Regions from separate parts of the Homo sapiens genome. Here region 1 is linked to region 2. The links are chromatin loops, found by intact Hi-C in ENCODE. Cell type or tissue: heart right ventricle. All regions are shown on one strand. Links, peaks and the distances in the headings refer to the core of each region. The heading gives the core; the rest is flanking DNA.

Region 1 (5,383 bases), core at 129-5,128, 690 kb before region 2:
TAGGCTGAGGTTCTCATCCAGTAAAATTTCTCCAGCACTAAGTGTGACTGAAGCACAAGACAAGATTCTTTATTGTCTCCAGGAAGGCAATGTGGTAAGAACCAAAACCCAGAGAATGTGAGGCAAAAATATCTGAGATGTTGGTCCTGCAGTTACAGGTAGTTGAGATATTCTCTGAAGTCAGAAATGTCCTGCTAAATGACTTAATCAACGTTTGGATCTCCAGCTTTTATGCTAAAAGTATTTTCTCTAAGTGGTTTGGAATTCCTACCAGTTCTGGGTTGGCAGGTTGGCTTCTCAACCATGGTGGGTTTCGGATAATGGATGACAAGATAAGAAAGAAAGCTAGTTCCTGGAAAAAAAAATGGATGACCAAAAATGGGTGCAGAAATGATAATCCCAGGGCAGGCCTGTTTTACTTGCAACTTCGGTAAAAAATAAAATCTTTCCTAAAGGAGTCATAGCATCAGTTGGGTTTTATACCCAAGGTACTTATGCAGGGGAGAGGCAGGGAAACCTAGAGTGCTGCATTTGCTCCCCTACTGTCAGCATTCCATATGTGATATGCCACTGACTATTTCTTAGGAGTCTGAGACTCTATCCATGTCTGCGATGGAATCTTTTATTGAAAAACAGACAAAGTTACTGGAAATGCAGCCAACAAAAGCCCCAGAAAAAGATCCTGAACAACCTCCCAAAGGACGTGTGGACAGTTGCGTGTCAGATGCAGCCGTGCCAGCCCAAGACCCCAGCAACAGCGATCCAGGTGAGTGGCGAGGTCTCTGCTCCCATGGAGAAGGGAGCCAGGGTGGCATCCACTTGGTACTTGGGGTAGTTGGAGTTTGTAACTTTGATTTCTGTTCCATTCAGCTGAGCATGCCATGTGTTGAACTCCAGTGTTGGAGGTGCTGTGTTGGGGCACAGAGATGAGTAGTACATAGTTGCCACAGCGGAATCAAGCAGCAGAACAGGGCACAAACACAGGAAGTTCTAATCCAGCAGGATGAGATCATGCTGATAATATTGATAACTCATTAAACTTATTTTTGGCATGCTTTGGCATATCAGACTCTTGCATTTCTTAGAAACTTTCTTCCCTTAGTGTCTCAGTTTCCTGGTTTCCTTCATGCCTTTTTCGTGGCTTCTTAGTCCACTCTGTTGGCTCCATGATCCACCTGCCAGAGCTTGATTTTTGGCTCGCTGTCCTTATTCTACACACTCTTCCAGGGTGACTCCAGCTGTAGTGTTGGCTTCAGCTCTAACATGTGTGTGGTGATGCCTTAAACATTGAATATTGTATATCTTCACTTGGATATACCACAGGGCAACTGAAATGTAACGTGTTCAAGATGGAAATTGTCTTTTTTCCCCAGATCTATTCTTTTTATCTTTATTTACTGCCATGGCAGATGATACCACCTAGTTACCCAACATAAAGTAGGGAGGGAGAAGAGGTGAAAGCTTTACTTTCTCCTTATATGCATTGGAGGCAGAGCAATTTTGCCTTCCAGGAGAAGAAGAGCAGATGTGTACTCTGTAGAAGAAAAATTCAAAGCCCTAGATATTAATCAGTATGGTTACTGAACAAGAACTTAAAATAAGTATATCAGTTCCATCAAGATAAAGCCCTCTGTTGAGAATAAAAGATCACAAAATCTTGGATTCAAAACTGGGGAAAAAGCTGATTTCACTATTCTTTCTGAGGTGCCCATGAACAAATCACCTGACATCTCTTCTGAGGGCCTCAATTTAAGTCTGTGAAAAATGGGGTTGACAGCCCCATCCCTTCACACATCTCACAGTTAACTAAATGAAGTGATATGACAGTGAAAGCATCAGAGAACTCTAAGAGACTGTAAAGATGGTGGGGGGCAGGGTCAGTGTGGTAAGAATATCATTCTAGGCAAAGTCCAGCCTGTACATGTTGAACATCATATCTCTAGAGGGATGGTTTAGGCCTGAAACCCTTCTTCTATCTCTGAGAGACTCAAAATGCTCATATGATTATAAAAAACAAAAAAAAATCTACCATTTTCTTTAAGGCAACTGACTTGGTGGTACCTTGTTTGCTTTCTTATTTTTCACTGCTGTAACTAATTGTTACCACATGGTGGCAGCTCCAAGCAAATGCTAAACCTGAGAGAATCATACAATTGAGGACTAAGGCTCAGGATGATGCTGTCTCCCAAGGAATGCAATATTCCATCTTTGAGAAGATGATTAGAAATCACACAACATATCAGCTCCCAATCCTTGCAATACAAACAGAAAAGAAAATATGTATTATATAGGGTTAAGAGGGAAGTATGATTCAGTTCTAGTAGATCTGTCCAAATCGGAAGTCATTCATGTTCAAGGAGAGCTTGGGCAAGGTGATCCAGAGAGTATCCGTTTGTCCTACACTAACAAAGTCATTGTTGATATTACTTATAATATTAATCACAGCAGTGGCACCAGATATCTCAGATCCATTCTGTAACATCACATACTTGGAGGCAAATCAGACGTGACATTGGAACCCCAGGACAGGTTTAAACAGCACGTGCTTCCTTCCACAAAATACATTTGTTCAGGAAACCTTAGTTTAGCATGGGTATAAGCTCATTTGTGGCCCTTACAGTCTTTGAAACAGGAAAGAACGTAGTAATTGTTATGGCATTTTACCAGAGGTGTGGTGTTCTTCCTAGAACCACATGTTATCTCAAAATCAGACTGAAGCCTCCTGAATCCTAACCCCACAGCTCTGTGTAATGGAGGTTTTTCAGGAAAGTGAATGCCAACTCTTTCCCCACTTCTGCCACGGTGTTTCCATAATGCTTTGTGGGGGCGAGTGGAATGCAAGGTTGGAAAGAGAGGAGGCCTTGCCAGTTACACTTAGTCACTAGTTGTGATTTTCTTTGGAACAGAAAGTATTCAGCATCCTGGGGAAATACAGAAGAAATAGAAACTAAGTAGGCAAAATAAGTGCGTGTGTGTGTGTGTGTGTGTGTGTGTGTGTGTGTATGTGTATATATATATATATGTATATATACACACATATATATATTTAGCAGATATATATATAATTAGAAGATATATATCTTTTAAAAACATAGAAACATTTATTAGGTTACAATATCAGGAACATTAATAAAAATTGTAAAGAAATGCTGAGCCTGTCACTGAACCTTCTAGATATGAGTTAAACCTCTTTTGATTTGAGTGTAGAGGGATTGCAAAAATACCAGATGATTGGCATGAAGGTAGAGAGACACAGGTGCCACCAGTACCTTGAAAGATGTTCCTCAAGTATGGGTCTCTTCTGAGTTACTCCTGATGCCATTTTATCCCTCAGGAACAGAGACAGAGTTAGCTGACACAGCCCTGGATCTGCTCCTCTTGCTACTAACAGAACAGTGGAAATGGCTATGTACCGAAAACATGCAAAAGTTTCTTCGTCTTATCTTTGGGACCCTAGTTCAAAGGTAAGACTGCTGAATTCTCCCTCACATCAGAATCTCAAGTTGCAGAGAAGGTGGATGTGATGCTGAATAGTGTCCAGGGAATCTGCAGCCGTAAGAGAAGATAGATTCTCTGTTACAGGGGTTACAGGGATGAAAAATGCCTTGAGAGTATCAGAAAGCTTTTATTGACTACCTTGTTGTCTACAATTTGAAAGTAAGACTGTAAGACTTCTGGCATAATGTACTGAGTTGCAGACACTGTGTGTGATCCTAAAATACTTAGCTGAACTCTTCCTCCTCTCAATTTTCCACCCAGTTATATCCTCCAGCCCTGCACCTCTCACTTGGTTATGGTGGACATTTGTCTCAACTGACATTATGTCATCACTGTGATGATAAACAGTGGGAAAGAAAAGGAGAAAACAGATCAGTGCTCTTGAAATAAAGATTGTTTTCTCTGAGAGGGGCATAAATATTCACAGCTGAAATACTTACTGACACAGGATGGTAAAGAATAGAGGGAAATTTGGATTTGCAAGTTGGCTTTTCTAATCCAGTCTTTGTAATCCTCACACCATTTGATCTCCTGAAAGATTTGTACACAGGTGGAGTTTTTAGCTGCTGACTTTCTAACTATGGAACTGATGTAAGCTTTGTTAACCTGAAGTAGGCCAGAAACACTCTCTCTGAGCCAGGCAGACACACGTAGTGCTTGGGTTTTGGCTACTCTTGTTTTGAACTCCCTCTTATGAGACGTCCTGGCACATCCCAAAGTAAGAGGAAGCCAAATGCTGACCTTCTCTTAGCATGAGGCTCATGCTAACAGGTCACTCAAAAAATACATCCTTATAAAAAAGAATTATGTATCTATTCTTTACCAAGTCGAAAAGTTATTAACAGCAAGCAATTAAATCTCCCTTTTCTAAGTTATGTAGGATCAAGGAGGTTTAATAAAATTGAATCATAAAGAGACCAAGTGAAAGAAGATGATGCACATCTATATTTGCTAAGCGCTTATCTATGCCAGCGCCCAATCTCCATTTACATGTACTTTTTTATAGTGGTCAAGTGAGGTAGGTAGCCCCATTTTACAGAATGAGAAAATAGAGCTTGGCAAAGTCAACTAACATGCCCAAGGTCGTCATTAGTAGCACACTTAGAATTTTAAACCAGATTTGTACAACTTCAAAGCCAATGTGCTTTTTTCATGTATCTTGTAGCCTTAAGACTGATGTCCAAGTGAAACCTACATATAAAATGCTGACTGGTCTTTGTCCCTTTAAGCTTTTCCCCTTGTTCCTACTCAGTATTCAGCCCTGCCACTAGAGTGCCTTTTTCTGAAAAACAAATCTGAACATATATTCTGCACTTAAAATCTTTCAGTAGTATCCTATTACCTACAAAAGTGGTTTTTCCATTATGTTTCCTAGAGTTCTAGGGTTCTGCAGAAGTGCTTCTGAAGCCAACTTAGAAGCTCAGGGAAAACTGAGTGGACCATGACCCAACCACAGAAGTTACACTTTGATCAGTTTAATATACTGGGGCTCTAGGTAACGCTTTGTTTGAAAAGGGGCTCCACTCTGTTTAAAATATGCATTTATTTCTTTATATTAAAATTCCACCTCCTTTCTTACTTGGCATGATCTGGTTTCAGTCTTATTTTTCATTTTCCACCGTGTAAACGTCCATCATTGCCTGAATATTCTGTGGTCTTTTACCCCCAGGCCTTTGCTCATCTTCCTGTATCTGCCTTCGAATGGTCTTTCTCTACCTGTTATTTCCCTGTTCCTTCCATGTGTTCCTAACTTTTCCTCTTCTTGTCTGCTTGGCCTACTGCAAAACATTTTTCATATATTAAGCATAAAATGTCATTTATTCTGTGAAACCTTCTGTAGCATCTGCTCTCTTTCCCCGAGAATTAAGGAGTCCTCTTCTCTAAC
Region 2 (5,383 bases), core at 86-5,085:
CCTGTTGAGCTCTTTCCCTATTGAGTTAAACGAGACCATATGAAGTTCCAGAGGGTCTGGCGCAGAGGCTGGGTTATTCTTGATCCAGGGGTGTGGGCAGGGGAACAGTGATAACCTCCAAGGTGAAAGCAGCGCGTCGGGGAGGGAGCCTGCAGCCAAGCCAAGGGCAAGGGAGAGCTAAGTTTCCATCCTAGGAAAACACACACATCCCTCCCGCTGGAAGGTGCTGAGACTATGGAATAAACAGACAATGGAGCTGAGTCCCACCCATACCCGCAAGCAGCTCTGGACAGTGGCTTTTTAGGAAACGATGGGAGTGAGTGGAAAGGGTAGAATGAACACATGGTCTCCGAGTTGCAGGCACAGGACAGTGGAACTTGGGAGGAGACATTCCTCTGGAGGAGAAAAGGAGAGAAATAGGAAAAGGATAGTCAAGCCCGCTGAAATCCTAAGAGGATCTCTTTATCAAAATATAGTGTCCTCGCTGTAGGCATATCAGGTCACAGAAGCAATTCGTGTCATATACGCATCAGCTTGCAGGGCAGGGAACAGCCTGCATGGGAAGGTGTCTATACACAGGCTTCTCCTTGGTGGCCAGCCAAGCCCTGGCGTAGAGCCAGGCTAGCCCCTCTGCAGGCACCTCCTGGCTGTGGGTTGCACCTGTGCCCCCTACACCCCTAATGGATGCCCACCCTGATGTCTTCCCCCATTGTCAACGCTGTGCTGGTCATCTCATGGGACAGCAGCTTGAACCATCTTCTAGGCAGTCCCAAGATATGAAACCAGGGGAGAAATACTCCCATTCCTTCTTTGGGGTTTGGTCTCATCATTCTTAGTGGTGTTTGGGGCCTTTCCAAGTTCCGTTCCTGATTGTCACCCTGAGGAATGGCCCGGTGGCCTGGCCTGAGATAGCTGTTGTCCTCACCTCCTTCAACCAACACTCTACTCCCTTCCCTGTCCCCATCAACCATCCTCACTGAGCAAATTGAGGTGGCATCGTGGCTAATGAAAATCACCTTCCGTCTGGCTGAGTGGACTCCAGGAACCCAAGAAGCAATGCCATCGAGGGTGGCAATGCAGATGGAAGACAAGTGCATGACCAGCCTAGAGCAAACCCCTAGCCTGGAAAATGGGTCTTCTGGCAGGAACATCTCACAACCTGAAGGTCTCTGGAAGGTTTGTCAGGATTCCCAAAAGAAAGAGGACTCATTGGAGGACAATTCCCAAATGCTGATCCACACATATTTGCTGCTGAGACAGTTTCAAGTGTTTGCACAAAAATTAAAGCATTTAAAATACTTTTTTTTCCTTTTTTGAGACAGGGTCTCACTGTTTGCCCAGGCTGGAGTGCAGGAGTGGCGCAATCTCAGCTCCCTGCAGCCTCAACCTCCTGGGTTCAGGTGATTCTCCCACCTCAGTCTCCCAAGTGGCTGGGATTACAGGAGCCCGCCACCATGCCTGGCTAATTTTTTGCATTTTTACCGGACAGGTAAAAATGTCTATGTTGCCCAGGTCTGGTCTCGAACTTCTAGACTCAAACAATCCACCTGCCTCGGCCTCGCAGAGTGCTGGTATTACAGGCATGAGCCACCGTGCCTGGCAATACAAGACTGTCTTTTATACCAACAGTATGACCTACCTGCAGTTAGCATGTTAAGATCTCCTTTCTTTATGAAATGCTGGTGACAGTATGCTACTGATATATAGTACACGGTGTGGATGTGTATGATAGAGCACAGTGCTGATATGTATGTGATAGATAGATGTATATATGCGTGATATAGATGGATATGATAGAGCACAGTGCTGGCTCTGGAGCCAAATCACTGACATTCAATACCATATTTCCTGAGTGTGGGGCCTTTGGGCAGGTTATTCAGATTTTTGGTGCCTTGGTGTTCTATCTATAAAGTGGGAAAGACCATGGGGCTGTGTGAGGTTGAAATGAAATACGACTCAGAAAGCCCTTAGAGCACTCGGGAGGCGATCTTCATAAGCGCTGGATGTGCTGGACCGTGTTTCTCCTTTCAGCTCACTGCTCCAAGAAATTCAAGTATCTGAGAATCACTGGCTGAAGATCCAATTTTCCTCACCTGTGATTGCAGGTGAGCAACACACACAAATACACACATGCACGCACACACACCACACACACACGCACATACACTATGCACACACACACCCCTAACGTGCAGTTGCAGGTGGGCAACACATGCACGCATGTGCACACACACACCACACATACACACATGCACGCACATACATGCATGCACGCACACGTGCACACACGCGCCTACACCCACATACACACATACATGCACACACATACACACATACATGCACACACATACACACACACGCCTCAAACCTGCAAAACTGATGAAAAGTGAAAAGCAATGTTTGGTCACAGGCACCTAACTTTGGGTCTGTAGGCCCCTCAGGTGCTCCTGGGGAGGGAGACGGCGTCTGGTGTAGCAGCCAGGTCATGTTCTTGTGGCACATTCTAATCCGTCTATTCCAGGACTGCACAATCCCCAACACACACACACACGCGCACACACACGCAAGCACACGCACGCACGTACACACCCCTCTGCCCCCAGAATACCTGTGTACATGTGTATGGACAGACATGCCCACGTGTGGTAAATGGCCCTGCACAGTTGTCTCTGGGGCCGGTTGTGTCTCATGGGATAAAGTTCCACTTAGAGATGGCACCACCTTGGTGGCCATCCACAGGTCACCACTCTGTCCTCAATCTCAAAAGCCATCTTTAGAGCCTGCCCTGAGAATGTGTCCTCCAGGCCCCAATGCCAGAGAGCCAGCAGGTCCTGGCTACAGACTGGAGGTGGGGGCACTAAAGGGGCTGAAGGGCTGGCCAGGAAAGGCTTCAGGCTGGGGGCCTCTTCCATGCTCACCCTGAGCCAGGCACCGATTTCACTACCTGAAAGGTGACTGGGAAGCAGCAGAAGGCAGCCGCCAACAACAGACGGCCCCGGACACCCCGCCCCACCCGTGAGCGCCCACGCCCTGGAACGGCGCAACATCGCCACCGTGTGGCCGTCGACCTGAACAACAGCTTCTCAGCCCCTGGGGTCCGTAGCGCTAGGTCTCTGGAGACCTCCAAACTGGGCCCAGGATTTTAAACATTTCCTTTTCCATAAAGTCCTTCCTAATCCAAATTTCACTGTGATTCCTGCAGACTCTAGGTCTGAGTAGGACTCGCCATGGCTGCAATAAGCAGGAGTCGGGTTAAATTTTCATTAAATTTACATGGTTATGATTCCTAGCTAAAACAATGGCGATACAAGGTAGTTTAGGGGGATCAGAGAGTTGGATCATCTTGAGATCTCAGCAACGAAAGCAGCTAGTCAGTAGGGGAAAGCCTCTGCGGGGCTGCACTGAGCTTGTGGGAGCGCAGCAGCAGCCCTGCACTCTTCCCCTGTGAGGCCAGCTTGCTGTGCAGGGCACCTGTGCACGTGGGGCCCTCAGCCTGGCCCTCCCACCTCCTCCTCTAACCCTTCAGACCTCTGCTGTGGCCTTCACCTGGGTGAAGGAAAGGCTGGTCAGCACAGACCTACGCAGGCCTCTGGCCTCTCCCAGCTGCTGCAGGTCTGGACTGCCATCCTCAGCAAGGAGGAATGGCTCTAGCCTGCTGGTATTCCCACCCTGTCAGCTCAGGCTCTTGGACCAGAGACTTCTGCCTTCGTGAGAGCTATCGGCGCGGGGCCTGCGTGATGTGTCTGGCCTCTGGCGAGTTAGGGAGTCTCAGCCTGATCTTCTGAACTCCAGCCAGAAGTAACACAGGATTTGGCCCCATAATCTTTTTAAAGGCACTGACACATGATTGATTTTCCAGGGCTCAAATGCTTCTCGACATTCAGGCAGGCTTCCAGGATCCCCCAAGGACCAAGGATGTCCTGCAAACTGCGGCTCTGGGCATCTGATGGAGCACCTGGTGATGCTGCTGCTCCGTGGCACTTGGAATGGCATGACCCACTGCTAAAACGGTGCTCTCCAACCTCACAGGAACGCTTCTTAGAGCACAGGCCACTGGCCCCACCCAGCGGGCCCACCAGTTTCTGTTCAGGAGGTCTGGATGAAGCATGAGACTCTGCACCTATGAGTCCCAGGAGATCTCGATATTCCTGCCCAGGGACCTCCCGAGAGAAACACTGCCACAGACGACACGCCTTGTCCCACTCAGACCTCCCGCAGAGAGTCCCGGAAAGGGTGGGATGACCCTGAAGGCTAGCCATCTGTGTTTTCACCTGCTCCCCGGGTGGGAATCTGACCGGGGGGAGTGAGCAGTCCAGAACACTGTCAAGCCACAATGGAGCTGAGGGTGGTGCAGTGGCACGGGCTGGGCTGGCCTCCCTGAATCCCACTGCATGGATGACCATGTCTACACCCCGGCCAAGCCCCGGCTGCCAGGCTCACGCACACTTAGGAACCAGACCACACACAGGCCTCGTGAAACCTCTCCATTTAACATAGACCATTCCCTCAGCGCCTGCACTGGGCACTTCTGTCCGATGCGATCAGGTGGGAATGACCATGTCAGGGCAGAAAAGGAATGACATTTACAACACGCACAGGAGTCCTTCAGCATCATCCTCATTCTACTTCCCACGCCTTGGTAAGAACAGATGTTCTTTCCCTCCCCAGGGAGGAAAATGCGACAGATTCTCGCACAGGTTCTAGGCAACACTCCCTCCCTCAAAGAGGTAAAACACTCAGGCTAAAATGAAAGAGGCTCTGCAAACCCCACCTCCCCCGAGAAGCCTTGCAGTGTTGCTCCAATCAGACTATATTTCCTCCTTTTTGTTTCCATAACTCATGGCAGGCAAAAAACCATTCATTGAACAAACACATATCAGCATGTTCTAAGACAAGCCTGAGCTGGGGACATAGCGGTGAGCCAAGGCTACCTTCTGCCCTCCTGACACTGGCCATGTCATTTCTCTCCCCAGGTCCTCTTCCCTGCCCCAAGCCCATGTGGCGCATCAGCATACAAGAAGCCCTCAAATGTTCCCCCAAAAGCTCCCTAAGCCTTCCCCAGATTGTTGACATTGTCCCTTCAGGCCACCAAGCAAGAAGAGAGGAAATATTTTAAATTATTAAGTAAAAATCTAGGGAGGCTGGGGGTGGTGGCTCAGCACGAGCCCAACACGGGAAGATGACTTGAGCCCAGGAGTTCGAGACCAGCCTGGGAAACATAGTGAGACCCTGTCTGTACAAAAAAAAAAAAACAACTTAGCCAGGTGTGGTGGTGGGCACCTCTAGTCCCAGCTGCTCAGGAGGCTGAGGCAGGAGGATAGCTTGAGCCCAGGAGACTGAGGCTGCAATGAACTGTGATCATGTCACTGCATTCCAGCCTGGG

Evidence for each region. A loop is a pair of places that touch in the nucleus more often than their neighbours do. Peaks named below come from ENCODE experiments on the same cell type or tissue, not always from the same donor. Only the 100,000 strongest peaks of a DNase experiment are listed, where the experiment ranks them.
Region 1: it touches region 2 in a loop (3-fold over the local background); 29 of 110 quality-filtered maps call a loop at or near these places.

Annotation. Positions count from the first base shown.
Region 1 is chr11:130,901,336-130,906,718 of GRCh38, reverse strand. SNX19 (sorting nexin 19) reads left to right here. Exons shown (of 11, transcript NM_014758.3): 6 at 1-94; 7 at 586-766; 8 at 3,335-3,464. Among named protein-coding and RNA genes, the nearest start is that of SNX19, 12 kb to the left of the region's middle. In heart right ventricle, for the core only: a CTCF peak has its summit at 2,109 (motif pointing right); no DNase peak of the experiment used is centred there.
Region 2 is chr11:130,210,923-130,216,305 of GRCh38, reverse strand. No RefSeq gene overlaps it. Among named protein-coding and RNA genes, the nearest start is that of ST14, 54 kb to the right of the region's middle. In heart right ventricle, for the core only: a CTCF peak has its summit at 3,062 (motif pointing left); DNase peaks (open chromatin) are centred at 2,995 and 4,265; H3K4me3 peaks cover 440 bases.